2 separate regions of the Homo sapiens genome follow, and region 1 is linked to region 2. A link is an interaction called in ENCODE POLR2A ChIA-PET data of the cell type or tissue named here. Cell type or tissue: PC-3. All regions are shown on one strand. Links, peaks and the distances in the headings refer to the core of each region. The heading gives the core; the rest is flanking DNA. Region 1 overlaps RIN2 (Ras and Rab interactor 2). Region 2 overlaps RIN2 (Ras and Rab interactor 2).

The links. ChIA-PET counts read pairs that join two places held together with the same protein. Peaks named below come from ENCODE experiments on the same cell type or tissue, not always from the same donor. Only the 100,000 strongest peaks of a DNase experiment are listed, where the experiment ranks them.
Region 1: POLR2A ChIA-PET joins it to region 2 with 14 read pairs; 3 of 35 experiments call an interaction of 5 or more read pairs at or near these places.

What each region holds. Positions count from the first base shown.
Region 1 is chr20:19,899,190-19,915,697 of GRCh38, reverse strand. All of the region lies in intron 3 of RIN2 (Ras and Rab interactor 2), which reads right to left. Among named protein-coding and RNA genes, the nearest start is that of NAA20, 110 kb to the left of the region's middle. RefSeq lists enhancers at 146-215, 3,697-3,746. In PC-3, for the core only: no CTCF peak of the experiment used is centred there; no DNase peak of the experiment used is centred there.
Region 2 is chr20:19,808,667-19,825,174 of GRCh38, reverse strand. All of the region lies in intron 2 of RIN2 (Ras and Rab interactor 2), which reads right to left. It also overlaps the pseudogene LOC100421663 and the pseudogene RPL12P12. Among named protein-coding and RNA genes, the nearest start is that of RIN2, 59 kb to the right of the region's middle. In PC-3, for the core only: no CTCF peak of the experiment used is centred there; DNase peaks (open chromatin) are centred at 7,944 and 9,454; H3K27ac peaks cover 6,495 bases.

The sequences.
Region 1 (16,508 bases), core at 4,543-12,542, 90 kb before region 2:
GGTCTTGTGAAGATGATTAGTTACTCTGAGGGGATGAGTCACTAAGATTTGAAATTTACTGAAATGCAAAGGTTTGTTCCTCATTTGGAACCTGCGCTCTGATGCGGACATCTGCTGAGACACCCTTGACTTCTTAATCCAGATGGGACACATGGAGCAGAGACTGTGAGTGCTCTGCCCACAACCCTTGGAAGTCACCGTTTTCTTCTGTTGTGATGGCTCTACTGCAGGCACCTGGAAGTCTCTGCCCACAGCTGAGGAAGCTCTGTGGCTGGGAGTGAGTGCTGAGCAGATCAGACCACAGTGCTGGGGAGTTAATACCCCAGGGCAGCCCTCAGCCAAGGAGGGATGGCAGTGGGTGCACAAACACCCCAGCTGCCTCGCTCTTATGTGGAACAACTTGGATGCCCCCACACAGTCTCTCAGAGGTCCCCAGTGGGATTGCACCATGTATTGGCTGCCTCCCCTTCCTGTCTCACTCCCCTACTCTCCCACATGAACTTTCTGTGATCACTCAACACAGAATAGACTACTTGCATTCGTATTCTGTCTCTGCTACTGGAGGAACCCAAACAATGTTTTTCTTTTTACTATAAATTCAGAGCAGGAAATCCCTGCTGGGATTCGCTCCATCTTAGGCAGTCAGATACCTTCACTACCCGTAGGGCCTTTTCTCCCAGCTGCACTGCTGTCATCCCGAAGGTCTTAGGGAATGGCCACAGAGGGGTCTCTTGTGCTGTTCTGCTCTCATTGAGGTTGTAGTGACCAGAACTGGGCACAGTTTCCCAGTGCCACCTTAGTCTCATCTCTCCCTGACACACACAAAACACCCTTTGTTATCATTTAGGATATAGCTAACAGGATAACATTCACAAGACTGGTGTTTCTCAAACTGGAATGTGCACACGCATGACCTAGGGACCTGGTGAAGGTGCAGGTTCTGATTCAGAGGCATTCCGTAGGGCCTGAGAGTCTGCATTTTTAGCAAACTCCATGGCTGACGGGCAGACCACACTGTGAACAAGGTTCCACTGGAGTGTGAGAGCCCCAACCACAAGACCAATTCTTTCCCAGGTCGGTATATCCAGTGTCTCGTCCAGCTGGCTACATAGTGGGTGCTGAGTTTATATTTGTTAAATTTGGCTCTTGCAATTGATTAACACATCGATTCACTAATTTAATTCAGCTGCCCAGCTTCAAACACGAGAGCAGCAACTGTTTAATGCAAATTTTTTTGATGCAATGTCCTTCTGATGGTGGGAAAGTACATACTGGGAAAGTCATACAGGAACACCACAGAACAATGCAGAGCGTGTGCAGACAGGCAAATTTGGTGTGAGTCATTGTCAACTCACACCATTGTCAACATTATTGAAGACCTGCTACCTTTAGGGTAATAGCCTAACTAGACACCAAAAGAAGCATAAGATATTATTTCTATCCCCCAAAAGGCTTGCAATGTGACTGAAAAAATGAGACAGACAATAAGAAACAAGCATCAGGTGAGTGGTTAAAGACAGTAGTAACCCTGACAACTAGTTTGCTTGATCTAACTCACTTGACATCTCAGTAAGCCCGTCTGATCACTGAACTGATAATACTGTTATTAAAGCCACCTGGCTCTCCTAGACCGCAAACTCTGGTAGTTGCATTTCACAAAATTCAGATTCAACTTCACACGCACCCCATCACAACGCACGTGTGCATATGCCTATGGGCAGATGGGCCCCCTTAATCACATAGGTTTTAATATTTTTATTCGGGGCAAGAGAAAAAAATAATCTTCCTTAAAAACAGGTTCTAATCCACATTCATAGCAGCATTATTTCCCACAGTCAAAAGGTAGAAGCACCCAGTGTCCGCTGATGGATGAATGAATAAGCAAAATGTGGTCTTCTCATACAATGGAATATTATTCAGCCTTAAAAAGGAAGAAAATTATAACATATGCTACAAAAAGGATAAACTTTGAGGACATTAAGCTAAGTGAAATAAGCCAGTTACAGAAGGACAAACACTGTATGATTCCACTTGTAGGAAGTACCGAGAGGAGTCAAACTCATAGAAACAGGAAGCAGAAGGGTAGTTACCAGGGGTTGAGGAAAAGGAGGAATGGGGAATTATTTAATAGATAGAGTTTCAATTCTGCAAGATGAAAGGAGTTCTGGAAATGGATGGTGGTGATGGTTGCACAACAATATGAATGTACTTAATGCCACAGAATTGTACATTTAAAAATGTTTAAAATGTGACTGGGCATGGTGGCTCATGTCTGTAATCTCAGCACTTTCAGAAGTCAAGGCAGGAAGATGGCTTGAGCCTAGGAGTTTGAGAACAGCCTGGGCAACACAGTGAGACACCATCACTAAAGTGCTTAAAATGGTGAGCTTAAAAAACATGGTTAAAAATGCTTAAAATGGTAAATTTTATGTTATGTATGCTTTATCACAATTAAAAAAAAAACAGTAAGATCTGAGAGCTACAGTGTGAACAACGACAACAAAACAGAATCCCTAGAAAATAACTTCATAGAAAACAAGGTAGAAGAGTTTCTTTTTGTTTATGAATATATGTCATGGAGACCTTCTCTTGAGAAAATGATCTATACGAACCCATCTCCAGCTTCTAAATTCTGGGCTCCTCCAAGAAAATGACAGTAATCAGAGGCAAAGCCCAGGAGGGCCCTAACTGTGAAGAGGACCTCGCAGCACTTTCTCTGGACCCATGCGCATGGACTGAGGCTCAGCCTGTGCACCGCACGCTCATGGCACCTCTTGATGCTGTGGACAACATGCAGCTTCCTCAGCTGTGCCTTTCCCACACCCCGGGGTTTTCCATTTCCTAGTGACATCAAACATTCAGGATGGAGAAGAAAAACCTGCTGTTCACCCAAAAAGGTGGTTAGAAATGACCATCCCGGCGTGGTCGTGGTAGCTCACGCCTGTAATCCCAGCACTTTGGGAGGCTGAGGCGAGTGGATCACTTGAGCTCAGGAGTTTGAGACTGGCCTGGCCAACATGGTGAAACCCCGTCTCTACTAAAAATACAAAAATTAGCTGGGCATGGTGGCAGGCGCCTGTAATCCCAGCTATTTGGGAGGCTGAGACAGTGGAATCGTTTGAACTCCGGAGGCGGAAGTTGCAGTGAGCCGAAATCGCAGCATGGCACTCCAGCCTGGGCGATGGGAGTGAGACTTCATCTCAAAAAAAAAAAAAAAAAAAAGAAAAAGAAAAAGAAAAAAGAAATGACCATCCCAGCAATGGATGCAGGGGCTTTTCCTGATGGGAACAGGCCTCCTGGAGCCAGGTGAACTGGCTGAGATGCCCCTGGAGAGGGGTCTGGCCTGGTAAAAAGCATGGACCTGCAGCAGGAGACCAAATCAGGTTCTGGGGTGGTGAGAGCACAGTTGAACCCCAGGCTTCCTTCCTTTGTGTCTTTAAGCAATGCTCATATGAAATGTGTCTATGTGAAAGCCCTTTCCCTGTTCTGGGTCACAGCATTTTGACTCAGATGAGAAACTTGTCTGGGTCCAGTTGACGTGTACTTGAGGAGTCCTGGAGTTAAGGCTGAGTTTTAGAATCTGCTTTTCATGTTTAGCTTAATTCAATTATGAAAACACATCAAATGGCTACTCTGAAATGGGTAGAAGAGGCCACAGGAGTCCACAGGGCCAGGAAGTAAAACCTGAACTAAAAGGGAGCCCTGTAGATCCTTCCATCAAAACCACAGACAGCCCCTGTCTTGTGGACCCATAGCCATGGCTGGCTGCACATCTGTACGCTGGGCTCACCCACGCGATTCACCTATTCTGATAACAAAGAGATTCATTTTGTAAAAAATGTCACATACAAATGCCATTCAAAGCCAGTAACAGGTATGTTGACTTTGTGGAAATTCACTAAGCTGGATATTGACGTGAGCACTTTCTGCATGTATGTGACACTGAAGCAAAAATTCACGGAATGAAATGAGTGAGACAGGACCATTTGGAGGCCAAAGAATCATGACAACTAAATGCAGTGAGGCAAAGAAATAGGAAAAGAAATAGTATAAGGACATGACCAGAGCAATGAACAAGCTCTGAAAATGAGCTGTGGGTTAGAGAGGAGTGTTATATTAGTGTTATCAGTGTGTGTATAATAGCTTTTTGGCTTGTGTCTTTTACTTACTGTTTGTGCAAGAGAATGTCCTTGTTCCTCAGAAATACACAAGGAGGATTTAGAGATAAGGTGGTGTGGTCGCAGGTGTGTCTCCAATGTATTTTCAGATGGTTCAGAAAACAGACTACATATGTAGCTATATAGAGACAAAATTATCTATTTATGTAAAATATTGACATATTTGGGCCAGGCGCGGTGGCTCAACGCCTGTAATCCCAGCACTTTGGGAGGCCAAGGCGCACAGATCATCTGAGGTCAGGAGTTCGAGACCAGCCTGGCCAACATGGTGAAATCCTGTCTCTACTAAAAAAATTAAAAAATTAGCTGGGCAAGGTGGTGCATGCCTGTAATCCCAGCTACTCAGGAGGCTGAGGCAGGAGAATTGCTTGAAACTGGGACGCAGAGGTTGCAGTGAGTCGAGTTTGCACCACTGCACTCCAGGCTGGGCAACAAGAGTGAAACTTTGTCTCAAAAAAAAAAATTTACATATTTATATAATTCTGCATATGTGTGTGTATGTGTGTGTAGAAAGAGAATGACAGAGCAAGGGCAGTGAAATGTTAACCACTGGTGCATATGGAACCAAGGTAATGGATATATAAGCGTTCTTTGAACTCTTCTTGCAACTATTCTGGAAGTTTGGAATTATATCAATAAACTCACTTCCTGGCTGGGTGCGGTGTGGCTCACGCCTGTAATCCCAGCACTTTGGGAGGCCGAGGCAGGCGGATCACTTGAGGTCAAGAGTTTGTGACCAGCCTGGCCAACATGGAGAAACTCTGTCTCTATTAAAAATACAAAATTAGCCGGGCGTGGTAGTGGGCGCCTGTAATCCCAGCTCTGTGGGAGGCTATGGCAGGAGAATTACTTGAACCCAGGAGACAGAGGCTGCAGTGAGCCGAGACTGCGCCACTGCACTCCATTCTGGGTGACAGAGTGAGACTCCATCTCAAAAAAAAAAAAAAAAGTTCACTTCCTCTCACAGAGAAAAAAAAATTCAAACAATATACACAAGAATGATTAAAAAAAAGAAGAAGAAAAGAAAAAGAAAAAAGAGAGTATGAAGGCCAAGCATGGTGGCTTATGCCTGTAATCCCAGCACTTTGGGAGGCCAAGGTGAACAGACGACTTGAGGTGAGGAGTTCGAGACCAGCCTGGCCAACATGGTGAAACCCTGACTCCACTAAAAATACAAAAATTAGCTGGGCATGGTGGCGCATGCCTGTAGTCCCAGCTACTCAGGATTCAAGGGGAAATCACTTGAACCCGGGAGGCAGAGGTTGCAGTGAGCCAAGATCGTGCCTCTGCACTCCAGTCTGGGTGACAGAGTGAGACCTTGTCTCAAAAAAAAGAGAGAAAGTATGAAAAAAATTAAAATAAATAAAAAATTAATGTACACAAGATTAAAAACCAGGTTGCAAGGAAACACTTCCTTAATTTCTCCTAGCACATCTTCAGAGCTCACTTTGCACATTCTTCCTGTTGGGAAATCTCTTCTTTGAAAAGTTCAGCCAGCTCTGTGCCTTGTCCTCAAAATCTGCGTTGATGGACACTTGGGATGCAAGCTGGAGGAAGCGTGTGCAGCTACCACAGGGGCCCCACCTTTTCCTGCTCAAGACTGGCTGGGCTCCCAGGCATGGCCGCATCATGGTCCCCATTTACTAGTAGCCGCACCACACCCAGGCTGCCTGCTGAGTGCCTCTGGGGAAGCCAATGTCTTGTGGCCACCAAGGAGACCAGTTTAGCTTACTGATGAGCCCTGGAAACCACACAGACCTGGCCTGAAACTAGCTCTGCTGGCTCCTACTACCTATGGGACCTGTGCGGCGAGACTGTAACCTACCAGGATCTCAGTTTCCTCATCTGTAAAAGATGAGATAACTTGGTGGGATGGTGAAAGGGGACCAGCATGATGATGCCCACAATAGTGGGCACAACTGCTCCAACCCAAATCATCCCATGCCAGCGGGGAGTAGGGTGCAGAGTGTGTGCCGGGGCTCAACACAGAGACGTGCACACAAGCACACAAATGCTCATCTCGGATGAACTTGCCCAGCACTTGGCTGTTGAAAGTTCCAGAAAGGAATGATTTCAATTTCAGTATATAGGTAACTTCTGTGTCACTTGGGAAAAATTGAAATTATTTTTAGTTATGTATAAGTGGTGGCGGATCAAAACTCCTCAGTATTTGGGAACCTCTGAAGGCATTTAATCTTGCCTTGGGGGTAGGGCAGGGAAGGATGTGTGGGGTGAATGATGGGACGGAGGAGACAACGAGGGGGATTGGAGGAGGAGATTATAAAGCTGGCTGCTCTGATGACAGGTGTGTTTGTTTTATGGGCCTCAGTGGGTTACTAACAAAAACTGAAGAGCAGACTGGGCGCGGTGGCTCACACCTGTAATCACAGCACTTTGGGAGGCCCAGGTGGGTGGATCACCTGACGTCAGGAGTTTGAGACCAGCCTGGCCAACATGGCAAAACCCAGTCTCTACTAAAAATACAAAGTTAGCTGGGAGTGGCGGTGGGCGTCTGTAATCTCAGCTACTTGGGAGGCTGAGGCAGGAGAATCACTTGAACCTGGGAGGCAGAGGTTGCAGTGAGCTGAGATCAGGCCATTGCACTCCAGCCTGGGCAACAGGAGCAAAACTCCATCTCAAAGATAAACAAACAAACTGAACAACAGGCGTGGTGTTCCACGTGTATTTTTTCCATTGCCCACCCCTAAGCCCAGCTCTTTCCAAATAGTGGATATTCCACAAGTGACCACAAATCTCTGAACAGAATGGAAGGAGGGCCGCCAACTTCTGCTGCCTGTGAGTAATTTCTGACTCTTCAATTTGATTCTGAAAAGCTTTGAACTTTGAAACTCGAAGTCTTAGTAAATAAATGATGATGTTTTGGGGTTACTTGAATTTTTCTCAATCTTCATTAACCTGCATGCTGGGAATGAGAGATTGTTTCCACAGAATTATTTTACTTACCAGAGGATTATCTCCCCACCCCCTTGATGTCCAAACTCTTTCTTTCTTTCTTTTTTTTTTTTTTTGAGACGGAGTCTCGCTCTGTGGCCCAGGCCGGAGTGCAGTGGTGCGATCTCAGCTCAATGCACGCTCCGCCTCCCGGGTTCACGCCATTCTCCTGCCTCAGCCTCCCGAGTAGCTGGGACTGCAGGCGCCCGCCACCACGTCCGGCTAATTTTTTGTATTTTTAGTAGAGACGGGGTTTCACCATGTTAGCCAGGATGGTCTCGATCTCCTGACCTCATGATCTGCCCACCTCGGCCTCCCAAAGTGCTGGGATTGTAGGTGTGAGCCACCGCGCCTGGCCGATGTCCAAACTCTGAAGTTCCTATGTCCATAACACAACATAATGCCTCTTGGATGAGTCTTTTTTGGTTTGGAAGTGATCGCCCTGCAGACAGATGGAGCATGGACCTAAGCTCTCCCGACTGTGGTGAAGGCTCAGAGGTCAATGTTACAGGCATGAGGAAGGTGAAGAAATAACACTTCATTAACCAGCTTCAGCCAACAGCAGCTGCCCCTTAAGGAGGGGCCTTCTTGATGGCTGGCATTGTCCATTGTCTCACTTAATCCTCCATCGTCTTAGCACCATAGGACAGGGATTTATTAATCCCACCTTACAGATGAGGAAACTGAGGCTCTGAGAGTTTGCTTAATGTCATGCAGCTGGTAATGGTGCAACAGGGATTGGCAGCCCTTACAAACCCATGGCCTTTCCACCAGTATTTACCCAGGTGAGGTACACATATCTTTGATGCATTAAAGGGAATATTGGCTTTTACTACGTTTGAAAAGGTGAGTGTGTGGACTCTGGGCAAGGCCCTGTGGCTATACCCAGGACAAACTCACCAGCTTTATCTCAGACCCTGGGGCTTTCCCAGACCCACCTCCACCCTCTTCCTTCCTGAGCTCAGTGTTCCTGCATCTCTGTATCTTCTTTGGTTCCTTGGAATTTCCTTCCTTGAAGTAATAAGTGGAGAGCTTCTGGTGATGGGTGGAACTTCCTTCCTTCCTCGCTCTGGTGATAAGTGAAGGATGAGAATGCACCCAGTGTCCAGCTGAGGGTTTGGCTGGGAGCCAGGGCTCTGTCTGGTACACAGGCCAGGGCAACCCCCAGCTGCCTCCCCTAGAGCTGCCTCTCCCCTCCACAAGACCCAACCCTCTCCAGGGCTATGATTGGGCTGTGTCCTCAAAGTTCATATGTTGGAAACTTAATCTTCAATGCAACAGTGTTGAGAGGTGGGGCTTTTAGGAGGTAAATAGGTCAAAGGGGTCTGCCATCTTGAATGGATTAACGCCATTATTTTGGGAGTGGGCTGGTTATCACAGGAGTGGGTTCCTGATAAAAGGATGAGTTCAGCCCCTTTTCCTTCTCTCTCCTGCCCTTCCTCTCTCTCTCCCTCCTACCCTTGCATGCACATGTACTCTCTGCTGCCCTTCCACCTTCCACCATGGAATGACGCAGCAAGAAGGCCCCCGCAAAATGCAGTCCCCTCAACCTTGGGACTTCCCAGCCTCCAGAGTTGTAGCATATAAATCTCTGTTCTTTATAAATTAGCCAGGCTCAGGTATTCTGTTTTAGCGGCAGAAAACAGTCTAAGACATTGAGGAAGGCTGTGGCAGTCACTCCAATGTGTATGTCACATATCAGAGGTCATACTCCAGTGGCCTATAGGACACTCATCCATGCTCTGCCCAGTTTGCTTCACATGGGCTTGTCTTGTCTTTTAGAGTTAAACTAGTTTCAACATTTAAATATAATAATATTTCATGCAAAAGTCAGGAGACTTAAACAAAAAAATTCAGGTTTCCAGCTTCTTGAAAATTAGAAACCCTGGACCACGATGGTGATGCTGCCTTGTTAGATGGGATATCTATTCTCCAGATGGCCGCAGACCCCACCACTCCCTATGGTTCTTGTTCTCTAATACTGAGGCCAAATGTCAGTTGCCATTTATCAACTTTGGCCTGGGTTGGCTTCACTCGCCTACATTATCTTCCTGGCCCCTGTAAGCATCCAAGGTTAACACCTCTGATGAATTCATTCCTGCTATTTTTTTCTTTTTGAGACAGAGTCTCACTCTGTCACCCAGGCTCTGGAGTGCAGTGGCATGATTATAGCTCACTACAGCCTCAACCTCCTGGGCTCAAGCAATCCTCCCATCTCAGCCTCCGGGGTAGCTAGGGCTACAGGTGCATGCCACCATGCCTGGCTAATTTTTTATTTTTAGTATAGACAAGGTCTTGCTGTATTGCCCAGGCTGGTCTCAAACTCCCAAACTCGTGCAATCCTCCCACTTCAGCCTCCCAAAGTGCTGGGATTACAAGTGTAATTCACCATGCCTAGCCACTATTCCAGCTGTTTCTGACAACCTGTATGTATGAGGCAAGTAGTGCAGTTCAGGATAGAGAATGGAACCTGCCCTGGGAGATCAGGCTGTGAATCTTGGCTCTGCCACTTACTCTCTGGGGGTGTTTATATAGATTCATGGCCCTGGCATGTGTTTGTTTGTTTGTTTGTGAAATAGAGATACTGCTACCTACACTCAAGACTACCTTTGAGAATTCAGTGACAGGATGCAGTTAGTTCCTAAGTCAGTGGTCAGCAAACTTTCTCTACAGAGGGCCAGAGAATGAATATTTTAGGAATTATTATATAGGGGCAATACAGTCCCTGTAGCAACCAAACTCTGCAGTTAATGGTACAGAAGCAGTTACAGACAATACGTGAGTGAATGGCTGGGTTCCAATAGAACTTGTTGTTTGTTTATTTGTTTTTTGTTAGAGATGGAGTTTTGCTCTGTTGTCCAGGCTGGAGTGCAGTGGCTGCAGCCTTGAACTCCTGGGCTCAAGTGATCCTCTTGCCTCAGCCTCCAGGAGCACCTGGGACTACAGGCACACGCTACCATGCCCAGCTCCAATAGAACTTGACTTTCTTAGTTTATTTATCTTTATAAATAGAGATGGGGTCTCACTGTGTTGACCAGGCTGGTCTCGAACTCCTGGCCTCAAGCCATCCTCCCATCTCAGCCTCCCACAGAGTTAGGATTACAGGTATGAGCCACTTCGCCCAGCCAGAACTTGACTTTCAAGCACAGATGCCAGCTGGATGTGGCCTGAGTGTCATCGTTTGCTTTGTCCTCAGAGGTTCTCTCACTCCCTCTCCTGCCCCTCTCTTGTCCACTCCACATATGTCAGGTAGACGAGTTATTTCAAAGAGTATGAGACAATCCTGAAAAATGCACATGACAGGAGTCTGCAATCCTCCTCCCTGTCTTACCTTCCAAGTGGGGAAGGTGTGAGTTTTGAGTCTGTTCTGGCTCAGCTTTTGCTGAGCAGATTCTGAATCGGGGCAGAGAAGAAAACCATGATACTAAAGACCCCAGCCAGGTCAAGGGGACCTGTACAATAAAGACCAGAAAGTGGGAACGGGACAGAGTAAACCAGAGAGGACCACCAGGCTGGAAGAGCTTGGGAGAGATAGAGGAAGCAAATCAGAACTGGAGAAGCTTGAACTTGAAGGATGGGGAGGAAGGGCAGGGCTACCTCAATTTGAGAGAGCTGCTTGGCACCTGAAGAAGCAAGTGTAGAGAAAGAACAGCAACTCAATGTCAAGATTTCAAGTTGTGCTGATGGGGAGGCTGGCTCTGGCCTCCTTTGAGTGACTCCAGGGAAGATTTTAATTGCACTTTGGTTTTCTTGGTTGATGGATGGAGACACAGTGCTAATGCCGGGTGAGCTTTATGAGGGTGGCACATAGGTGGCACTCCCCTCCTCATACCCATCACCGCTTCCGATAGCACTAAGAATGGAATCCCAGTGTTCACCTGGCTGGCATGACTGGCATCCTGCCCCTCCTGCCCTTCCGGCCTGCCATTCATTATACTTGCCACCCTTTTTCTCCCTCAGAGCCTCAGATGTCACTCCAGGCCTTTAAACATGTGGCTTCCTTATCCGGGAATGCTCTTCCTTTCGTCTCTTTCTCTCCTGCACAGTTCAGCTTAAAGTCACCTTTTCAGGAAGACTTTCCCTACCCCAATGTGAGTAGCCCTGCCCCTCATCCCCATCCTTCAAGTTCAAGTTTCTCCAATTCTGATTTGCTTCCCCCAGCACCGCATACCCGGTGCCCAGGGCTGGCCTCACCATTGTAGGTGTGGAATCAATACTGGCTGAATAAATGAACCATATATAGGCAGCGCATACAGATGTGTGCTACACATTTTTTTATTCATCCAGCAAATATATATATATATTTTATATATATATATATATATATTTTTTTTTTGAGACGAAGTCTCATTCTGTCACCCAGGCTGGAGTGCAATGGCATGATCTCAGCTCACTGCAACCTCTACCTGCTGGGTTCAAGCAATTCTCCTGCCTCAGCCTCCCGAGTGGCTGGGATTACAGACGTGCGCCACCACACCTGGCTAATTTTTGTGTTTTTAGTAGAGACCAGGCTGGTCTTGAACTCCTGACCTCAAGTGATCTACCCGCCTCGGCCTCCCAAAGTGCTGGGATTACAGGCATGAGCCATGGCGCCCGGCCCATCCAGCATATTTATTGAACACCTGCAATTACCGGCCAGGTACTGAGCTCAGCCCAGGTAATACAAATTCAGTAAGACACTCTCTCTGTCCTCAAGGAGCATGCAGGACACTGGGTGCTAAATACATGATCACAGTCTTCTTGCTTTCATTTCCTTTACTTCTGGAAAGCCTGATTCAGAGATAGTTGGAGAAACCTCAAGAAACACAAATTTTATTTCCTAATTTACAGTGCAGACCAGGATTTCTCAACATCAGCATTGTTAGAATTTGGGGCTAGATAATTCTTTGTCGTGGGGGCTGTCCTGGTCATTGGAGGAAGTTTGGCAGCATCTCTGGCGTCTGCCTACTAGAGACCAGTAGCATCCCCATCCCAGTGGTGGCAACCAAAAATATTTCCAGAGAACCAGTGGTCAAGGTGGAACCAGCTGTCCCGGAACAGAACCCCAAGTGACCTGTGTCTTTGAGACCCTGAAACAAGCCTAGAATCTGGAAGTAGAATGAGAAAGGAAGAAACACCCCTGGCACGCTCCCAACAGAACATAAACAACACAGACACAATGTAAACACCAACTATTCAAGGCCACTAGGGAACAGGTCTGAAATGACAGAACAGAAACCAGGATGCTGAAACCACAAAAACGACGAAATGGCCCCCTCTTTCGACACACACGAGCGCTGGCTGCTCCTCCACCGATGATCCCTCAAGCTCCCTTTATTTCCTCCCCTTCCAGATAAAGACCATCAAGCTACCCCTAGCAACAAATTACCCTCACTTCCTGACAACATCTTAGCCCTCCTGTAGAGTTACTCAAGAAAATACAGGATGCTAAGTTAAATTTAAATTTTATTTTATTTTTATTTATTTTATTTTTTTGAGACAGAGTCTCGCTCTGTTGCCCAGGCTGGAGTACAGTGGCACAATCTCGGCTCACGGCACGCTCCGCCTCCTGAGTTCATGCCATTCTCCTGCCTCAGCCTCCCGAGTAGCTGGGACTACAGGGGCCCGCCACCATGCCCGGCTAATTTGTTGTGTTGTTAGTAGAGACGGGGTTTCACCGCGTTAGCCAGGATGGTCTCAATCTCCTGACATTGTGATCCACCCACCTAGGCCTCCCAAAGTGCTGGGATTACAGGCGTGAGCCACCGTGCCCGGCCAAATTTAAATTTTTGATAAATAATGAATAATGTTTTTTAGTATAAGTATGTGCTAAATATTGCATAGGATATACTTATGCCATATCTGGAATTCAAGTTTCACTGGTGTCCTGTATATTTTATTTGCTAGATCTGCAACCCCACCTTCCTTAGAATTACCCAGCGCAAGCAGAAACCCTGTAATGAGCTCCCCCAGCTCCCTCGGACTGAGAACCTCCTATGCCTCTGTCAGTGGGCATTCTCTCTGTCTGCACAAGCTCATAAACCTAACTTTGAGGAAGGATGTCCTCCTGGTGGCCTTTGAGAAGAATCATCCCCACCTTTTGCTATAGGAAACTCAGAGATGGCCATCGGAAAGAGGTAGTGGTGGGTGGCCAGCAAAGGACAGCGGTGAGGGACAGGTGCAGTGGGAAAGTTCAGAGAGGCTCAGCTCACTAGCATCCAGCCCAGGGAGCACTCCATGGAAGGTGGTGGGAGGAGAGACTGCCTGAGTCTCATTTCTGAGCTGGCTGAGGCACAGAGTCAGCATCTCAAGGACTCAAGGAGAGTCGGAGGAGTCCAATGAGTGCTGGGTCCTGTCTCTATGAAATTCCTCCCAAGTTTATATACAGTGTCCACGGAGCCACCACATACTTCACAAACTGTGTGGCAAGTTCTTCATGCCTCAGTTTTCTTAACTGCAAAAGGGGGATAATAATATTGTGAGGATTAAATAAGTTAATGGTTTTAAAGTGCTTAGAACAATGCCTGGAACAGTGTGTTTGCTCAATTTTTTTTTTTTTTTTTTTTTTTTTTTGAGACAGAGTCTCGTTCTGTCGCCCAGGCTGAAGTGCAGTGGTGCCATCTTGGCTCATCACAACCTCCGCCTCCCGGGTTCGAGTGATTCTCCTGCCTCAGCTTCCTGAGTAGCTGAGATTACAGGCGCCTGCACCACACCCGGCTAATTTTTGTGTCTGTAGTAGAGACGGGGTTTCACCATGTTGGCCAGGCTGGTCTCAAACACCTAACCTCAAGTGATCTGCTGGCCTTGGCCTCCCAAAGAGCTGGGATTACAGGTGTGGGCCACCGCACTCGACCTGTTTATTAGATTAAACATAAATATTACAAAGTAATTGAATAAGGAAGAAGGCTGGGCTGTGCCTAGGGAGTGGCACCAAAATAGTTGATTTTACCTAAATGTCAAACAACAAAATGTCTGTTTTTTCCATTTGATCATTTGTTCCTTTGGCTAATGGCAGTGTATACCAACAACGGAGTTTGAGTGTTCATTTTCCCCAGGGTTTAGTTGGCAGGGGGAAGAGCCGCCCCTCAATCGTAGCACACTGATTGTGCTAGCACCCGTGGGTAAATGACAAGGTCGGGTGTTCGACGCTGGGTGGGGCACTTTTGCCAGTGCATGTTGCAGGGTTCTGTTCGGCTGAGTCACCCTGCCTCTGAGGATGTCCACCCATGTATCTGTGTGCAGATGCTTTTGAGAAAGCAAATAAAATGTGGGGACGGGGGTGGGGGAAAGCAGACAGAAAAAGACACCAGTAGTAACACCAAGGCTTGCAGAGTTATTGACTGAAATCATCAAAATACTGTATCTGACCAACAGACAGTTACAATCCAGCTGGTAAGGTGGTATCATTCCATTTTCCAGAGAAGGACATGAAGCTAGGTTGAGAATGAAGACGTTTCTATGCTTTTTGTATAGTGCCGTTCACTCATTGAAATACAGGGTCTGGAGCAGTGGTTCTCCCACCTGGGTGAACATCAGAATCACCAGGAGAGAGCTGGGCCTTATCCTGCAGTTTCTGATTCTCTGGGTCTGGAGTGGAATCCAAGAAGTACATTTCTTTTTTTTTTTTTTTTTTTTTTTTTTTTGAGACAGAGCTCTTGTTGCCCAGGCCAGAGTGCAATGGTGTGATCTCGGCTCACTGCAACCTCCGCCTCCCGGGTTCAAGCGATTCTCCTGCCTCAGCCTCCCAAGTAGCTGGGATTACAGGCATGCGCCACCACGCCTGGCTCATTTTGCATTTTTAGTAGAGACGAGGTTTATCCATGTTGATCAGGCTGGTCTGGGACTCCCGACCTCAGGACATCTGCCCACCTTGGACTCCCAAAGTGCTGGGATTACAGGCGTGAGCCACCACACCCAGCCTAATTTTTGTTGTTGTTTTTGTTTTTTCTTTTTTTTTAATGTAGTAGAGACAGGGTCTCCCTGTGTTGCCCAGGGTGGTCTCTAATTCCTGGGCTCAAGTGATCCTCCCACCTCGACCTCCCAAAGTGCTGGGATTACAGGTATGGGCCACTGTACCTGACTTTAGGACGGTTTTTATTTTTTTATTTTTTATTTTGAGACTCTGTTGCCCAGGCTGGAGTGCAGTGGCACAATCTCAGCTCACTGCAACCTCTGCCTCCTGGGTTCAAGCAATTCTCCTGCCTCGCCTCCTGAGTAACTGGGACTATAGGCATGCACCACCACGCCTGACTAATTTTTGTATTTTTTGTAGAGTCAGGGTTTCACCATGTTGGCCAGGCTGGTCTTGAACTCCTGACCTCAAGTGATCTGCCAGCCTCAGCCTCCCAAAGTGCTGGGATTACAGGCATGAGCCATGATGCCCAGCCAGAATAGTTTTTAAATTGGGATTATTTTACATGAAAATCTAGATTTCTGGCCTCCCTCACTTGGAAAAAACCAAAAAACCCACATTCATTCTTGCATGACAAGAATTGGTTGGAACTGAGAGAGCAGTTTCTCCTTCTAGAAGGGACTTGTATGCTCCAGTTTTGTTACAGTCTCCACCAATCCCACCTGTCTGATGCCAGGCCCACTCACTCATTTTATTTCTGTTTGGCCCTGCAGGTTGTTGAGTTTGTGACTGAGCTGTTTTTCTATGTTGCGCTCCCTAAGATGTTCCCAGTGTAAGCCACAGCCTGATATTCACACCTTTGAGTAATTGCTCCTGAGGCTAGACTTATTGACTGGCTTCTAACGAATAGAATATAGCAGAAGTGATGGGGTACCATTCAAGAGTAGGTTATAAAAAGACTGTGACTTCCATCTCTCTTGCTCTCTCCTGTTTAATTTGCCATGTGAGGAAGCCATCTGCCATGTCCTAAGGCCACCCCTGTGAAGAGAACCATTTGACAATGGACCGAGACCTGCCAAGTTAGTTTGTAAGTGGATTCCTCACCAGTCAAGCCTTCAGATGAGACTATGACCCTGGCCACCAACTCCTCCCAAATCTCATAGTGACCTTGAGCTTGAGGCTCTCAGCTAAACTGCGTTTAGATCTCTGACCCACAGAAAATGTGAGGTATGAATGTTTGCGGTTTGAAGTCACTAAGATTTTGGGTAATTAGTTACACAGCAATAGATAGTACAGCTTCAGATTATGTTGTGGAAATGGTTTTCTACATGCCACCATAAAGACATTTGAAAGATTTTATGCTGGGAAATTATTCTCCATCCAATTCACCTCGGACCACTGGACATATATATGTACATATCTGAGTTTAGGGATTAGAGCAACACCAAGAGCGTCACTGTGAGGATTTTACACCATGAAAAAGAGCCCAGGAATCCTCTACCAGTATTTAAGTCAATAAACATAGAGCTAGCTGTCACATAGTTCTT
Region 2 (16,508 bases), core at 4,243-12,242:
GGAAGTGAGGAAGGCAGGTAGGAAAGGAGAAAGAGCAGATCAAGCCAGTGGTTGCAGGGAAAGTCTAGCCTGGTCTCATCCCCAGGGATCTTGAGAGCATGACTCATACCCCACAGTTATCCCACTGGTGACAAGGCGGGCCATGCTGACTGTTATGCTTTGGTGCCAGTCAGTATGTCTGAGTGTGTCCTGGGTGAAGAGGTTCTCGTGGCCTCGAGCAGGCCTTGGAGAAGAGGGCCACTGAGAGCCATCACATTCAACTCCCACCATGGCTAGAGGAGGAGATCTGGGTGGATCAGCATCCCAACAGTGATATAAGAGGGTGGCCTTCGAATGCTCCTCTCCACATGGAAATGATCATCGGCGGGACCTAACCGAGTTTCTGTAACTAATGTCTTCAGTTCATTTTTCAAAAACTCTTCTAGACCATTTTCCTTCTCCTTAGCTCCTGTTGTGTCCCTGCCAGCCAGAACTCAGGAAAATCTCTCTTTTAGAGATTCTAAGAAGTTCCTGCAATGGTTACACAGTCCATGTCACACAGGGAGGATCCAGGTCTCAGGGGGCCTTAGATTCATTCTATTCTGGAAGCCCCCTTTAGGAGAAAGGATATGAAATTACTAATGCAAACTGCCCACAGGACTGGGAGGGATCTGGGCAAAAGAAGGGCCTTGAAGGACATGAGTGTCACTAGATACACCATAAATCTACACCTGCCTGCGTTAATTTTTGCCTTACCCACAGAATACTATACTATTATTTAAAAACAAATATACCTAACACCTTAAATAATAATAAGGATGATGAAATCACAATTTGATGTACTAGGTACATGTATTTTGAATAATCTTAAAATAAACCCCTAAGCCCAAAAAAGATGTTCCATCTAAAATTATCTCATGTTCACTCAAGGGCACAGGGGCCTCCCGCTGATAAGGCGTGGTAGCAAACTGCGTGGGAAGCTTCCTTCTCTGCCGTAGGCTTGTTCTTACAGGAAGGAAAGGGAAAGGCCATTGGGAGGGAGCCTAGATGAAGCTCCTGAAATAGGATCTCACTCAGGTCCAGCATGCAAATAACTTTTATACAATTAACTCAGCACATGTGCATACCAGTCCCTGGGGGGCCATAGAAGCAGGCAGAGCAGCTCTCTCGGCTTTCGGCTCGGAGGAGGCCAAGGTGCAACTTTCTTCGGTCGTCCTGAATCCGGGTTCATCCGACACCAGCTGCCTCCACCATGCTGCCGAAGTTCGACCCGAACGAGATCAAAGTCGTATACCTGAGGTGCACCGGAGGTGAAGTCGGTGCCACTTCTGCCCTGGCCCCCAAGATCGGCCCCCTGGGTCTGTCTCCAAAAAAGGTTGGTGATGACATTGCCAAGGCAATGGGTGACTGGAAGGGCCTGAGGATTACAGTGAAACTAACCATTCAGAACAGACAGGCCCAGATTGAGGTGGTGCCTTCTGCCTCTGCCATGATCATCAAAGCCCTCAAGGAACCACCAAGAGACAGAAAGAAACAGAAAAACATTAAACACAGTGGGAATATCACTTTTGATGAGATCGTCAACATTGCTCGACAGATGCGGCACCAATCCTTAGCCAGAGAACTCTCTGGAACCACTAAAGAGATCCTGGGGACTGCCCAGTCTGTGGGCTGTAATGTTGATGGCCGCCACCCTCATGACATCATAGATGACATCAACAGTGGTGCTGTAGAATGCCCAGCTAGTTAAGCACAAAGGAAAATATTTCAATAAAGGATCATTTGACAAAAAAAGAAAAAAAAAAAAGCAGGCAGAGCAGATGTTACCACCATTCACTCACTTGCTCAGAGAATGACAAACAGCCACGAAAGAGTAAGATGAGAACTTCATTCAGTCCCCAGATTCCAGGGCATGAACACTTTCACTACCTTCTGCTTCTTCAGCACGTTCACTGCCAGTTAGCTTTGACATTAAGGTGAGAAACTTCAGCAAGCAGCAATGTCTCCTTGCTATGGCTCTACGACTATTAAACCAGGGAAGGGCCATCCCAGGGAATCACTAAAGGCGTGACTTTGAGCAGTTACTTAGTTACTCTGTGCTTTAGTTTCCTCATCTGTAAAATGGGCATTGAATAAAAACAGTCCATGAAAAAGCACTTCTTAGCACAATGTGTGTAATATGACAAATGATTAATAAATGCTAGCTATTCTAGTGATTATTTATTATTAGAAATTATTAGAAATATATATTTTTAAAATCCTCATTTACTAAGTTGCTAGGCCAAAAAATATGTATTCATGCAAATAGTCACCTCTTTTTGCAGAGTACATTGTTCAGAAATTATAGCATACTAAATAAATGCATCCAAAGCACTTTGCAAGTTAAATTATTGTTAAAAATATTAACCATAATAATGCATATATTAGCATGAGCAACAAAAAGTGACCATAAATAATTAAAACTTTACTATGTTCATCCAAATAGATGTATTTGGTGCTTTAACATCTGAATTTGTAATTGTGTGTGGGTGTGTGTGTGTGTGTATTTTGCTCTCATTAGTGTAAATCAGTAAGAACCTATCCTGCCTAGAAGAATAGGTGTCATTAGCAGAGGTCTTACCAGTGCTGTAAGTAATTCTAATACCGGATGGAATGAAGACATTTGGAGGGGATCAGGGAAAGATGAGCAAGAGAGCATTTAAGATGAAATCAGGATATCTGTTTAGAATCTATTCGTGGCTTTTGGAGCTCCTTACTTCCTGAGTCTCTTCATACAGATAATGGGCTCTTCCATCTATTCTGTCGATCCACCCTCTGAAAATTCTTGCCGTTCTTTGGATTCATCTATACTAACTTCATTTATAAGCTCTGAGAAAACACAGGAAGGAAGCCCAATCAAAAGAAAGAGTGCTGCCACTCTCATTGTTCAGATGTAGGCATTTCTCACCCCACTGTCTCAGTCTTGAAGAGCTGGTCAACCTGTCCCAGACCAGTCCTGCACCATTTCTAGTCTGCAGGTCTCCCAGGAAGCTCAGACCTGTGAGCCACCTAGAAACAAATACATTTGGGTCCATCTTAAAGGCTGGAACACAGATCAGAATGGACTTCATGGGTCTGAAGATTCTGGAGACAAAAATATCTTCCAAAAAGTGGGAGGAGAATGAGCCACGTTTAACTCTGGTTTCACCTTTTCAGTTCTACCTTCTGCAGCCTAAGCACTGAAGATGGGTAAAACTTGGCCCACAATTCACTCAGCCATTCTTCTACTTAACAAACATGACTGAACATCTATAATGTCCCAGGCAGTCAATGTGAGATAACAGACATGTGAAAATGCAGCCCTTTGCACCCAGACACTACCAACAAGATCACTGCTAAAACAGATCTGTGACCAGTGCAATAGGAACAGAAAACGGAAAGTGCAAGTTCTTCTGAGGGAGGCCAGAAGGGTGTTGCAGAAAAAGTAGCCTCTGAGTTGAGCCTGAAAGGATGAGTAGGCAGACGAAGGGATTCCAGGCAGAGAGAGAGAGAGAGAGCAGCGTGAGGAATGGTCCCTAGAAGTGAGAAAGGAGCAAGTGCTTTGGAGAGCAACAAATCCAATACTGCCCACTATTGCTGGAGGCTCAAGTGTCCTGTGGAAGGGGAAGTGGGGCTGGACAGGGAAGATCAGATCATCCTTAGGCCATAGAGACAAATTGAGGTTTGATCCTATGGGGAATGATGGGGCCCCACTGAATACTTCTGAGTAGGAGAGTGACATTGTGGATGGCCAAGCAGGTAGGGGAATGATTGTACACATGTGAGATGAATGGAAAAGGGTGGGGCACATATGGGTGATCTATTTATGGGATACAGGATTTGAGTTTCTCTTAGGAAACTTGAGTGGATAGTGGTATAATTCACCAAAATAAGACATCTAGAAAGATAAAAGCTATGGTGGGAGAAAAATAAAATAGTTGAACTTTGGACCAGCTAAATTTGAGGAGCCTGTAGGTCTCCCAAGTGGAAATGACCAAAGGATAGTTGGATAGATGAGTATGGAGCTGAGACACACAGTCAGGGGTGGAGAAACAGAGTTAAAGCGGGCAGGATCACCAATGGATGAAACTCTTGGTAGAAAGCCAGACAGCTCGTTTAGATCAGCAGTATCAGTCTCACCTGCAGCAATGTTCTGCAGCCAGTTCACACCAGCTCACACCAGCTCACAAGAGCCAGTTACTAAATATGCAGCATATTCAGTAATTTCACATATTTACTAAATATGTGAAACCCTTGGTAGCTTGGTGGGAGTATTTATACCGCATGGAAGTCAGCAAATGCTGTAAATTAGGTCTGCTTGCTCCACAACCCATCCCAGAGCTGGCTACCAGCATATGGTGCAGAAGGAATTATAAATGCAAATTATCAGGCTCCAGTCCAGACCTATCGCATCAGAAACCCTGAGGGAGTTTTCACCAGCTCCCCAGGGGACTCAGATGGGAAAGTTAGAGAACCCCAGCTAACCACAGGAAGTACATGGTCCACACTGGCCCAGGAAGACTGGCCTGGCCTGGAACCTGGTGGAAACACACCTGAGGCTGGGCTGGCTCAGGGAGACCCCTGGCTTGCTCTTGGGGGACTCTAGACCACAGGACCCAGAAACAGACTGTTGACAATTGGCCAACATCTCTCCAAATCTGTGATAGAAGTAACATGCCCAGACCCCTCGCCCACACTTCTCGTATTTCCTAAATTATTATTTTTTGTCTGTGTTTTGAGGGGGTTTAAGGGAAATAGTGACAATTTAAGAGTCTGTAGTGCATTACTTTACTTTTTGGTGATACGTTACAATGTTAAAATCTCACTCACTGAGAAAGGCTACGATGGAGTCTCTTAAAACTGGCATCTGTTCATTTGCCATTTAAAATGACCTTATTTAGAATCAGGCTTTGTTTTCTGGTTTCACCTTTCAAATAAATAATCATAACATTGGCCACTTGATCTTACCAGTCTTTATAACTGTCACAAAACAAGGTTAAAATCAACAGGATTAGCAGTAAAAACCAATGTTGATGTGAAAATGGCAACAAATCGCCTAGAATATTAGAGACACATTTTGAGTTGTCTGTTTGAGCCTTTTAAATTTAATGAGAACCATATAATGCCATTGTTTTATTTTAATACTTTATTGATTACAGTAATTTGATACTCATCAGACCAGAAATCTTGAGTTTTTATTTGCATTTGCATTTGTGTGACTTTGAGAAATTTATTAAATCTCTTTGATTACCTATACAAATTGAAAGTTTGGATTAGATGTCGTCTCTGATCACTTATCACTCATAGCTATATGCTTTTGCCTTTTAAATAAAAGTATATTTTCAGCTGGGTGTGGTGGCTCATGCCTGTAATCCCAGCATTTTGGGAGGCTGAGGCAGGAGGATCATTTGAGCTCAGGGGTTTCAGACCAGTCCAGGCAACATAGTGAGACCCCATCTCTACAAAAATAAAAGAATTAGCTAGGCATGGTGGCATGCACCTGTGGTCCCAGCTACCAGGAGGGTGAGGTGGGAAGATGGCATGAACTTGGGAGGTCGAGGTTACAGTGAGCCGTGATTGTGCCACTGCACTCTAGCCTCGGTGAGACCTTGTCTCATACATATACGATTTCAATTGTTAAATATTTTGTAAATATTAAAACAACACAAAAGTGTATCAATAAAAGGGAAAGTCCCCTCTTGTTATGAACTGAATGTTTGTGAATACCTGTGTTAAAGCCCTAATCTCCACTGTGAAGTTATTTAGAGGTGGAATCTTTGGGAGGTAATTAGGTTTAGATGAGGTCATGAGGGTGGGGTGCTTGTGATGGGATTAGTGCCCTCAAAGAAGAGACACCAGAGAGCTTGCTGGTTCTTCTTCTCTCTGCTGTGTGAGAAGGTGACTATCTGCAAGCCAGGAAGTGGGCCCTCATCAGAGCCTGACCATGCTGGCACCTGGACCTTGGACTTCTCAGCCTTCAGAACGACAGGACATACATTTCTGTTGTTTAAGCCACCCAGCCTATGGTATTTTGTTACGGCAGCCTGAGCTAAGACACCTTCTAATCCTTTCCCACCTAGAAATAAATGTCATCAACCATTAAAGATCTGTCCTTCCGGACCCTATATGTATGCCCACGTGCACATGCACACACATTTTTACATGAAGGGATCATATTGCACATACTGTCCTGAGATGTACATTTTACATTTGATAATATAACATGGACATCTTTTCATGTTAACACAAATATATCCACCTCATCCCTTTCACACCTGTGAAATGCATATAGTAATACATTTAACCAACTGATGAATGTTTCGGTTACTTTTAATTTTTGCTGTTTTTGATATTTTAAACAATGTTGCAGCCTTTTTTTCAAATATCTTTTAATCCATGCCCAGTTACTTTCTTTTTTTTTTTCTCTTTCTTTCTTTTTTTTTTTTGATACGGAGTCTCGCTCTGTCGCCCAGGCTGGAGTGCTATGGAGCCATCTCGGCTTACTGCAACTTCTGCCTTCCGGGTTCAAGCAATTCTCCCGCCTCAGCCTCCCAAGTAGCTGGTATTACAGGCATGCACCACCATGCCCGACTAATTTTTGTATTTTTAGTAAAGACAGGGTTTCACCATGTTGGTCAGACTGGTCTCAAACTCCTGACCTTGTGATCCGCCCACCTTGGCTTCCCAAAGTGCTGGGCATGCCCATCTATTTTCTTAAATTAAGTTCTATAAAGTGAATTACTAGGGCAAGGCATGTGCAGTTTTTAAGAACTTGTGATGCAAGGATCCCCATGACTTCACACTCTTGCCAACCATGAACATTAACAATTGTTTACATTTTTGCTCATCTGAAAAGTACAATATAATACAGTTGTGCCTTGTACAATGACATTTCAGTTAATGATGGACTGTATATACAATGGTGGTGCCATAAGATTATAATGGAGCTGCACTATACAGGTGTACTATTTAAAAAAAAATCTTTTATACCATATTTTTACTGTACATTTTCTATGTTAAATATGTTTAGTACTTATTTTTATGTTACAATTGCCTGATGGTATTCAGTACAGTACATGCTGCACAGGTTTGTAACTCAGAAGCAAGAGACTATACCATATAGCCTACCTGTGTAGTGGGCTCTACCATTTTTGTGTAAGTGCACTCTACAACATTTGCACAATGGCAAAATTGCCAAATGATGCATTTCTCAGAATGTACCCCATCGTTAAGGGATGCATGACTATACTTCACCGTTATTTTAATTCACATTTTTTGATATTGAATGATGAATGATGATGAGTATATTTAATGTTTTTTGGAGAGGCGATATTCAATAGTGATGGAGTGCTCAGGCTCTAGAGCTGAACTGAGAGCTTTTGAATCTTGGCTTTGCCCCATTGTCAGTGGTGAACCCTAGACAAGTTATTGAACCTCAGTGGGCATCAGTGTCTTTCTTTTTGATTCATTGATTTTATTTAAAAAAATTCTTATGACTTTTTCAGTCTTTAGTTTCATCAAAATTATACAAAAAGTCAAATAGATCCATAAATATTATTCACATAAAAAGCATTTCTCCCCACTTCCCTCTCCTTAGAGTCAACCACTTTCAATCTTTTTAGCTAATTGTGTTGGTGCTATAATCTAAATGTTTGTGCCCCCCGCCCCCAAATTTATACATTGAAACCGAATCCCCATTGCAATAGTATTAAGAGGTAGGGCCTTTAGGAGGTGATTAGGTCTTGAGTGAAGCTCTCATGAATGGGATTACTGCCCTTATAAAAGAGGCCTGAGTGAGCTTGTTTGCCCCGTCTGCCAAGTGAGGACACAGCTAGAAACCTTCATCTTTGAAGGAAAGGGTGAGCCTTCCCCAGGGACTGAGTCAGCTAGCACCTTGAACTCAGGATTTCCGGGCTCCGGAACTGTGAGCAGTACATTTCTATTGTTTATAAATTACTCAGTTTAAGGTATTTTGTTAGAGCAGCCGGAATGGACCAACCCAGTTGGTATTTACTTCCAAGTAATAACACACGTGTTGCAACTTCTGGAATTTTCAGTTTTAGACTGTTGATTCCCCATTATGGAAGGCAAGGATTGAACTCTACCACCTCCACCCCCATCCCAGCTCTAGCAAATGTACACACTTCTTGTCTCCACATTCTCTATATGACTATGTCTCCATTTTCTCTACATGATTATATTGCAATCATGCCAATATTGTATTCATCACTGAAATACACAGTATATTATGATAAATGTTCCTCTCTTGAACAACTTAATATTGTCTTGTTTTTAGTTTTTATTTACTTTTCTCTTATTCATCCTGAAATTTGCAAATTTTCTAAATCTTCTTTCAGTTATTCAGATGCATCAGGAATTGTATCAATGTCCTCTTGTCTCAACAGAATATGGCTGGCAATCCTCTTTTATGCAGAGGTTAAGGAATTATACTTCCTATATGTTCAGGAAATATTTGATCAGGCTTTTTGTTTGTGTGACCCAGTTCTAACTGCAAGGCAACCACATGCAACTTCTACCCGGGTGCACTGTTTTCTGTTTGCATTTCCACCTCAAGCTCTCCATGCTAACAGACACGTAAAAAGCCCGAGGCCTAGCAAGGCAAAAATTCTTTCCCAAGGCTACCCAAGGATCAAACCAGAATTTGATCTTCTGACACCTTGTTTGGCTTATTTAACTGGTTAACCATTTGTCCCTGCTCTTAAACTGCTCCAATTCCTTAAACTTATAGAGCCTTTACTCTGAACAGGAAAATTCGAGTTCTCATTATCACAGACATAGCCGCCAAAGCCCCTTCAGGTTAGGTGATATCAAATGGAGGTAGGGTCGCCTCTCCACCCTTAGAATAGGTGATCACAAACTGTTAATCAGCAATGCTAACTGCAAGTGGAAACTTATGGAGAATAATTGATTACTGTTAAGGCATGACTTTAGGAATTCTTTGTAAGTCTAGCTTATAAAGAAAAATCCCTTGGCTTGAAAATTTCTAAAATTAGACTCAAGGAAGTTAGATAAAAGTATGTTTGAGATAAATGAATCTGTTCCAAGTTTTTCAAAGCTGCACCAATATAGTAAGGTTCAAGCTATCCACAAATACTATTTATATGCCACTGGCAAGGGGCTGTGATCAATGTCTGTTTCTTGAAGGCAGAAGTGTGACCCAAAATCTTCTTAACCAAAGAAGACGTTTATCTTTTTCAACATCAAATTTTCCCGTATGTTATCAAGATGAATCCATGGATTGCTACAAACTATATGAACCCCTAAAGGGAAGCTTTCTTACTTTCCCAAAGGAAGATGCTACAACAACTTTCATCGTTGCCCAAAGACAGTTGTTTGAGCCGATGCTGACCATGGCTTGCAAGGTACCTTGCTCAGCAGTGACTAATCAGTTTCCCACAGGACTCTGTGGTGTAGCGGGCTCCAGAGGAAGTCAACGGCAATGAATCACAGTGCTCAGGAATGAAAAATACAGCTGTGATTCACATTAACTCAAAGAAAAGGTTGAGGGGAAACAAACCTAAAAATTAAAACCACACACATGCACGCATCAGCAAATACCACACCGAGCATGTCAGGGAAACTTCTGCTTTTGAAAAGTCCAAAGAAGAAAAAGAAAAGCAACTTTTCAAAACAAAGCCTAAGAAATCTATTGATGGCAAGATTGAACTCATATAATGCACAATGTAGTTCCATAAAAAGAAATAAATTACTTTCAGTGAACTTGGTTTTTGTTATAAGAAAAAGGGAGCCAATGTATTGCTTTAGACATAATTTCAAAGATTCCTATGTATAACTTCTTTAATTTTTATTGACTACTATCGAACTTTTAAATTTTAGCTTTTGCTTAAATTACTTTACCTTTGTAAGCAGAATTCTTGCCTCATTATAGGCCTTCTCTTAACTAGCATAAATTGCTTTCTCAATAATGAATTACCTAGGAACACAAAATAAGAAAGTGCAAGTTGGATTCATTGTTGTTAGACTCAACAAGCAATTTAAAAAATAAATAAACAAAATGCAAACCTCAGAGTTATTAGGACTGATCACTTTGAAACCTGCTGGAAATACTGCAGAAAGCCATAGAGCTCAGAGCCAGTTAATAATCCACACAGATACAAATTTGAGTTTCTTTGTTGGTGCTTAAATGGATAAATATTACATGATCAAGCTTATAAAACATAAAATTAAATTAATATTTGGATAGGATTTGGTTTATTCTAACACCAGAAATGGCCAAGTGGATTTTAAAATCAGTGTAGACCAGGGCCAGGCATGATGGCTCACACCTGTAATCCTGATACTTTTTGGGAGGCTGAGGTGGGCGGATCACTTGAGGCCAGGAGTTCAAAGCCAGACTGGGCAACATATGAAGACCATGTCTCTACAAAAAAAAAAAATTAGCTGGGTATGATGGCATGCACCTGTAATCCCAGCTACTTGTGAGCCTAAGGTGGGAGGATGCTTGAGTTCCAGGAGTTCCAGTGCGGTCTGATTGTGCCACTGCACTCCAGCCTGGATGAAAGGGCAAAACCCTGTCTCCAAAATATAAAATATAAAATTACTATAGACCAGAGATTGAATGACTTTAATCACATGAGAGGTGGAGGATTTAGGTGGACATCTGGGGTGAGATGTTGTGTGACCACACCAGTTGTTGTGAGTGATTGTTGTCGTAATCAGTGATGATGTTAGACAATAAACATGTCATCTCATTTTGGAAGGCAAAGTCAATCAGTGACAAGGCAGAGTCAGACTTGTGGAAGCACTGGGGAGGGGGTGGGAGGAGGGGAAAGGGCAAGTGTGCACCGCGACCTCACGTCCACCTACCAAACATGGGTCCAAACACCCCAGGGAGCTGAGCCCCAGGCAAGCGGCTGGATTGGACCTTACTTAACATGATTTATTTTTGTCTGATTTTTCCAAGCCTGATAGTCTCCTTGGGCCAAGCTAACCAAATGACTGAAATTTTCACTTTATATTTTATTGTGTGACCTCGTAAACACACATTTGCCCTTCATTTGCCAGTAAGAACATAACAAAACAAAGCAGCATTAGAAATAGCATTTTGGGCTCCAATGCTTTGTTCTCTGTTTCTTGCACGTGATACGACTATTTTTCTATTCTGACCTATTTAGCACATTTTGCTGTTTACCAAGACCGGAAGAGATTATTCATCATTTCAAATTACCCATCTGGAAGGCATTTTATAAACATGTCTAGTTTTCTATAATTTATTTATATTTCCAGATATCAAGATTCCTAAAATATGTTGAAACCACACCCCAGATAATAAAGACTATGTATTATTTTCCAGTTGAACTTTTTTCAGTATTTTTGGTAATAAAATTATGATACAACAGGTGACACAATTAATCATGTGGGACATTCAAACCCAGTGCTTTTTATATATTTAAAATAACTTTTCATTTTTTTAAAAAATACATGTTTGTTACAGAACATTTAGAAGACATAAATTTTAAAAGCTACAGGTCTATTTATTAATCATTTGGAGTACATCCTTCCAGAATTTTTATGCACCTGTCTCTACTTTTTTATTGTGTTTTACTTCATTTTGTAATTCCTATTATAACCTGACATGTATTACGTATTCATTTGCCCAATTGTTATAATCTATTTCTCCCACTCGAATGGAAGCCTCTTAGGAGAAAGTACTCTGCCTCTTTTGTTCACTACTAAGCCCCACTAGCCTCACATAGTATCTGGTACGTATTCGGTGTCCATGAAAGAATGAATGAATAGTTGATGCTCACTAAATATTTGAAGAATTGAAAGAAGCCATGAAGTACAAGCCAACTGACCTAAAGTCATGATATGGCAAATGGATGGGAACTTCTTTCTTTTCCACCTCATATTTCTTGATTTCCTCTGCTATTGGCCGATTAGCCCATTAATTTGAACTCAGTCAATTAGCTGCAGGCACGCAGTTGATTCATTATATGAGAACTAGAGAGAAGTAGTGATCTGGGGGCAAGGGAAAGAATGGTGACCCCACAAATGGGGCTGACTGTCCGAGAGGCCACTGTGGAGTGGATTAGAGTGGGGAAGTCTATTGCTGAGCTTACTAGTGCCTGTGTTCTTCCTGCAGGGGTGGTGAATGAATAGCTCCCCTCAATTCCTCCATTCTCAGAATCTGACCCTGCACTGTTAGGTGGATACAAAGCAAGTGACTCTTGATCAGACCCAAAGGGACAATGCTGAGGAAGCTGAGTAACTTCTGCAGTAACCAAAGAAAGGAAGATAATCATGAGTACTCTCATGTCTTTCTTTACCCAACATCTGGACATTTTAACCACCAACTTCCTATTCACAGACAAAAAGTAATCCAGGGAGTATTATTACCAGACAATGACTATTTTTAACAAAAGATTGAAAGTCTGATCTTGCTCTTCCTTTTGATTCTTTCAGTGAGGATGCCCACGCTATGAAACAATTCCCAAGTATGCCATTCTGAATGGGGGGGTGCTGCAGTGTGATGGGAGCTAGAATTGCTTTTTTAACTTTTTATTTGGAAATAATTTTGAACTTACAGAAAATAATTGCAATTATCCAAACCCTTACTACTCAGGAAGGAGAAAAACAACCCAACACAAAATAAGCAAAAGATTTGAACAGACATTTTATCAAAGAAGCTATGCAAATGGCAAATGAGCACATGAAAAGATGCTTAACATCATTAGTCTGTAGGGAAAGGCTAAAACCACAATAAGATGCCACAACACATCTATCAGAATGGCTGAAATAGAAAAGAGTGATATTACCAACTGTCAATGAGGACTCAGAGAACTGGAAGCACCATACATAGTTGATGGGAACATAAAATGGTACAGTCTCTTCGGAAAACAGTTGGGTAGTTTCTTAAAGAAATAAACATAAACTTAACACATCACCCAGAAATTCCACTCATAGGTATTTACTCAAGAGAAGTGAAAATATGTGTCTACATAAAGACTTGTATGTGGGTGTTCACAATAGCATGATTTATAACAATAAAATTAAAAACAGTCCAAATGTAGAATGGATAAACAAAGTGTGATAAATCCATGCAATGAAATACTATTCAGTGGTAAAAAAAAAGAACAAGCTATTGATACCTGCTACAACGTGGATGACTTTAATAACACTATGTTGAGTGGGAGTAGTCAGGCACAAAAGACCATATATGGTATAGTTCCACTTATGTAAAGTTTCTGGAAAGCTGTATAAATTTACTAAAACACTACACTGGTACACTTAAAATAGGTAAATTTTGTGGTATTTAAATTATACCCAAACAAAGCTTTTTTTTTTTAAAATGGGAGCATATTCTAAATATTGTTTGTACTGTGCTTTTTTCTACTCAAAACTATAACTCAAAGAGAGTTTCATATTAGCACAGGAGATGGCCCTCATTTTTTAGTGGTTATAATGGTTCGCTGTATGATTGTGTCCAAATTTAAGTAACTCAAATAGCCATGAACGAAAAGATCTCATTTCTCCATTCAGACCAAAGACCTTGTAGGCATACAGTTTCTGCGTTCAGTTTTAAAAGCTACAAATTAGTTCCTTGCCTCAAAATCTCTTAAGCACCCTGTGATGGATGCTCATGGTGCCTCCCTTGTCCCCTCCACACCCACTGTTCCCATCCATGCCAAGGGTTTCCCACTGCAGGTACCCGTGAGTCTCTTCCTGAAGTCTCTCTGGTGACAGGAGCATACTTGAATCACGCATGGGTGGCCAGAAGTGCCAGGAAGTTACTGCCTTTTGGAGCAGTCCTCACCAATGATGGAAGGAAGTTGTGGATAAACACCCCAGCTCCCTTACTCTGTGGGTAAAACCACTCGCAGGTGAGGTCTCCAGCACCTCGCAGAGCTCCTAGCGCCACTGAGCCCCCGTTGCCAATGGTGGCATCTGATCTTTAACACTCGTTCTTTCCCTTCTCTCTCCCATTTCCCTACCCCTCCTCCATCCTTCTGGAATCACTCACCAAATAAATTACTGCATCTAAATCCTTGTCTCAGGGGGACCAAAATAAACCACCACCAAGAAGCGACAGTTACTAATTGGTTTATACATCTGGTACTTTCCGCTTTATCCTTGTGCATTTTTTTTTTATATTAAACAATCGTTATTTGAAAAACAGTACCTTGGCCGGGCACGGTGGTTCACGCCTGTAATCCCAGCACTTTGGGAGGCCGAGGCGGGCGGATCACGAGGTCAGGAGATCGAGACAATCCTGGCTAACACGGTGAAACCCTGTCTCTACTAAAAAAAAAAAAAACACACACACACACAAAATTTAGCCGGGCATGGTGGTGGGTGCCTGTAGTCCCAGCTACTTGGGAGGCTGAGGCGGGAGAATGGCGTGAACCCGGGAGGCAGAGCTTGCAGTGAGCCGAGATCACGCCACTGCACTCTAGCCTGGGCGAGACAGAACAAGACTCCGTCTCAAAAAAAAAAAAAAAAAAAAAAAAAAGTACCTTATAATCTTAACATGATCAAACTTCAATAAGAGCAATTTCAGCATCAATAAGCTGTAGCTAAACTAACGAGAGAGCAATCAAAAGTGCTTTAAAGGGAGCAGCACCGGCTGATGTTCTGCCGAGGCTCTGGGCATTCAGAACTTGGCTAAAGGGAAAACAGAATCAAATCGGTAGGTGCTCTGGACCCAAGCGCTCACATTGTGACCCACCTCCCTCCTGGGGGCCCTGGCAGCCCATGGTACTCTTGGCACTTCTTTTTTCATTTCTTTGAGACAGAGTCTCACTCTGTCACCCAGGGTGGAGTGCAGTGGCACAATCTCAGCTCACTGCAACCTCTGCCTCCCAGGTTCAAGTGATTCTCATGCCTCAGCCTCCCAAGTAGCTGGGACTACAGGCATGCACCACCACACCTGGCTTTTTTTTTTTTTTTTTGTATTATTAATAGAGACGGGGTTTTGCCATGTTGGCCAGGCTGGTCTCGAACTCCTGACCTCAAGAAATCCACCTGCCTTGGCCTCCCAAAGTGCTGGCATTACAGGTGTGAGCCACCACGCCTGGCCCCTCTTGGCACTTCTGGGCTCCTGTGGGCTGTGGATGGTGGAGCCCTAGGAGCCAAAGGGCCACTCAGGAAAGGCTGCAACTTGGCCTTGCAGTCAGCCGGCTTCTGCCTGCTGTAGTCATTTTCTTTCTGCAGCACCTGGAGTTCTATCTCAGTGGTCGCAGCGGCCATCTAGCTTTCCTGGGCTGTTCTCTTGTGGCAGAGGATCTCCCTCTGAAAACTGGAAGTGTCTTTCTTCAATTTCTGGGCCAGGTCTTGGGCCATCTTCTTGTAGTGGTTGTGGGTTGTGACATGTGGTTCATGTATGTGTGCACCTTGTGAAGTCTCTGCTCAAGGTCCAGGCAGTAGGCGTCCTCCTCTGTGGACTCCCATGAGGCCCCATCATGTGTTCTCGGTGGAGATCAGGCAGAACAGGAAGCGTCGGCTGTAGCTTCGGGAGCTCCCTCTCCAGCTGTGCCCTTGCACCCTGCAGAGAGGCCTGCTCGCTGATCAGACTTTGGACTTGTGCTGTGAGTTCTTTATGCCTTTGATTTCTTCCCACAATTGCGTGTCTGCTTCTCCAGTCTCCCCCTCAGGACATTCGAAGGATGCACCTAAGTCACCATCGTCATCCACACTCTTCAGAGGACTTGTGGCTGGGACGCTAGGGGACTGCCATATCCTGCTTCCATGTTCTCCTCCACTGCCAAGTCCCCATCCTCCACATGGTCTCCACCATCCTCCAGCAGATGCAGGACGCTGGGCCGGGGTGTGGACCGGGGAGGTCAGTCGCTTCACTCCAACATTTATGACTGTTTCATTCCTGCCTTGGCCTGCTTCAGCCTTCTTTGCCTGCAAGCGTTGCTTCCATCTGACAATTTCCTGGTTGGGCAGCTCTGTAGGTTGCTGGTGGTCACTGCTATCATTCAGATCATCCGCAATTTTCCCCTGATCTTCTGCCCCAGCTGTGAAGTATATGGACGTGGTTTGCATCAGTCACTTGGGGAAGTTCAGGAGGCTTCCTTTTTGATGCTTTTTTCAGAAGCTCACCTAGGTCCTGATGGGAAAGACCTGCTTATTTCATTCAGAACCCTAGGCAGAGGGTTTGGAGCAATCCAGGACTGGCCTGTGGCATGGGTGACATGAGGCCCCCCACCAGCCTGGGGTGCTGACTGCATCCTGGCTCTGGCCTTTCCTTGGACCACGCCCTGGACCGCATCCCTTTAGGCCGGCTCTGCCCTTCTTTTCACTGCATGTCGTCTCCTGACCATAAAGGCCACCATAACAGTGCATGTCCAGATCACCCAGGGTATCCCTAGGGTCGCTGGCACTAGTCCCAGGATTCTATACATCACTAGCAATGCCACCCCCAGGGGGCCAGCAGCAGCTGAGTAGATATTGCGTGGCGAGCAGCAGGCCTTCCGTGGCTCCAGAGGGCTCTGCTGCTCTGTTTCCACTTGCCAGTGACCTGT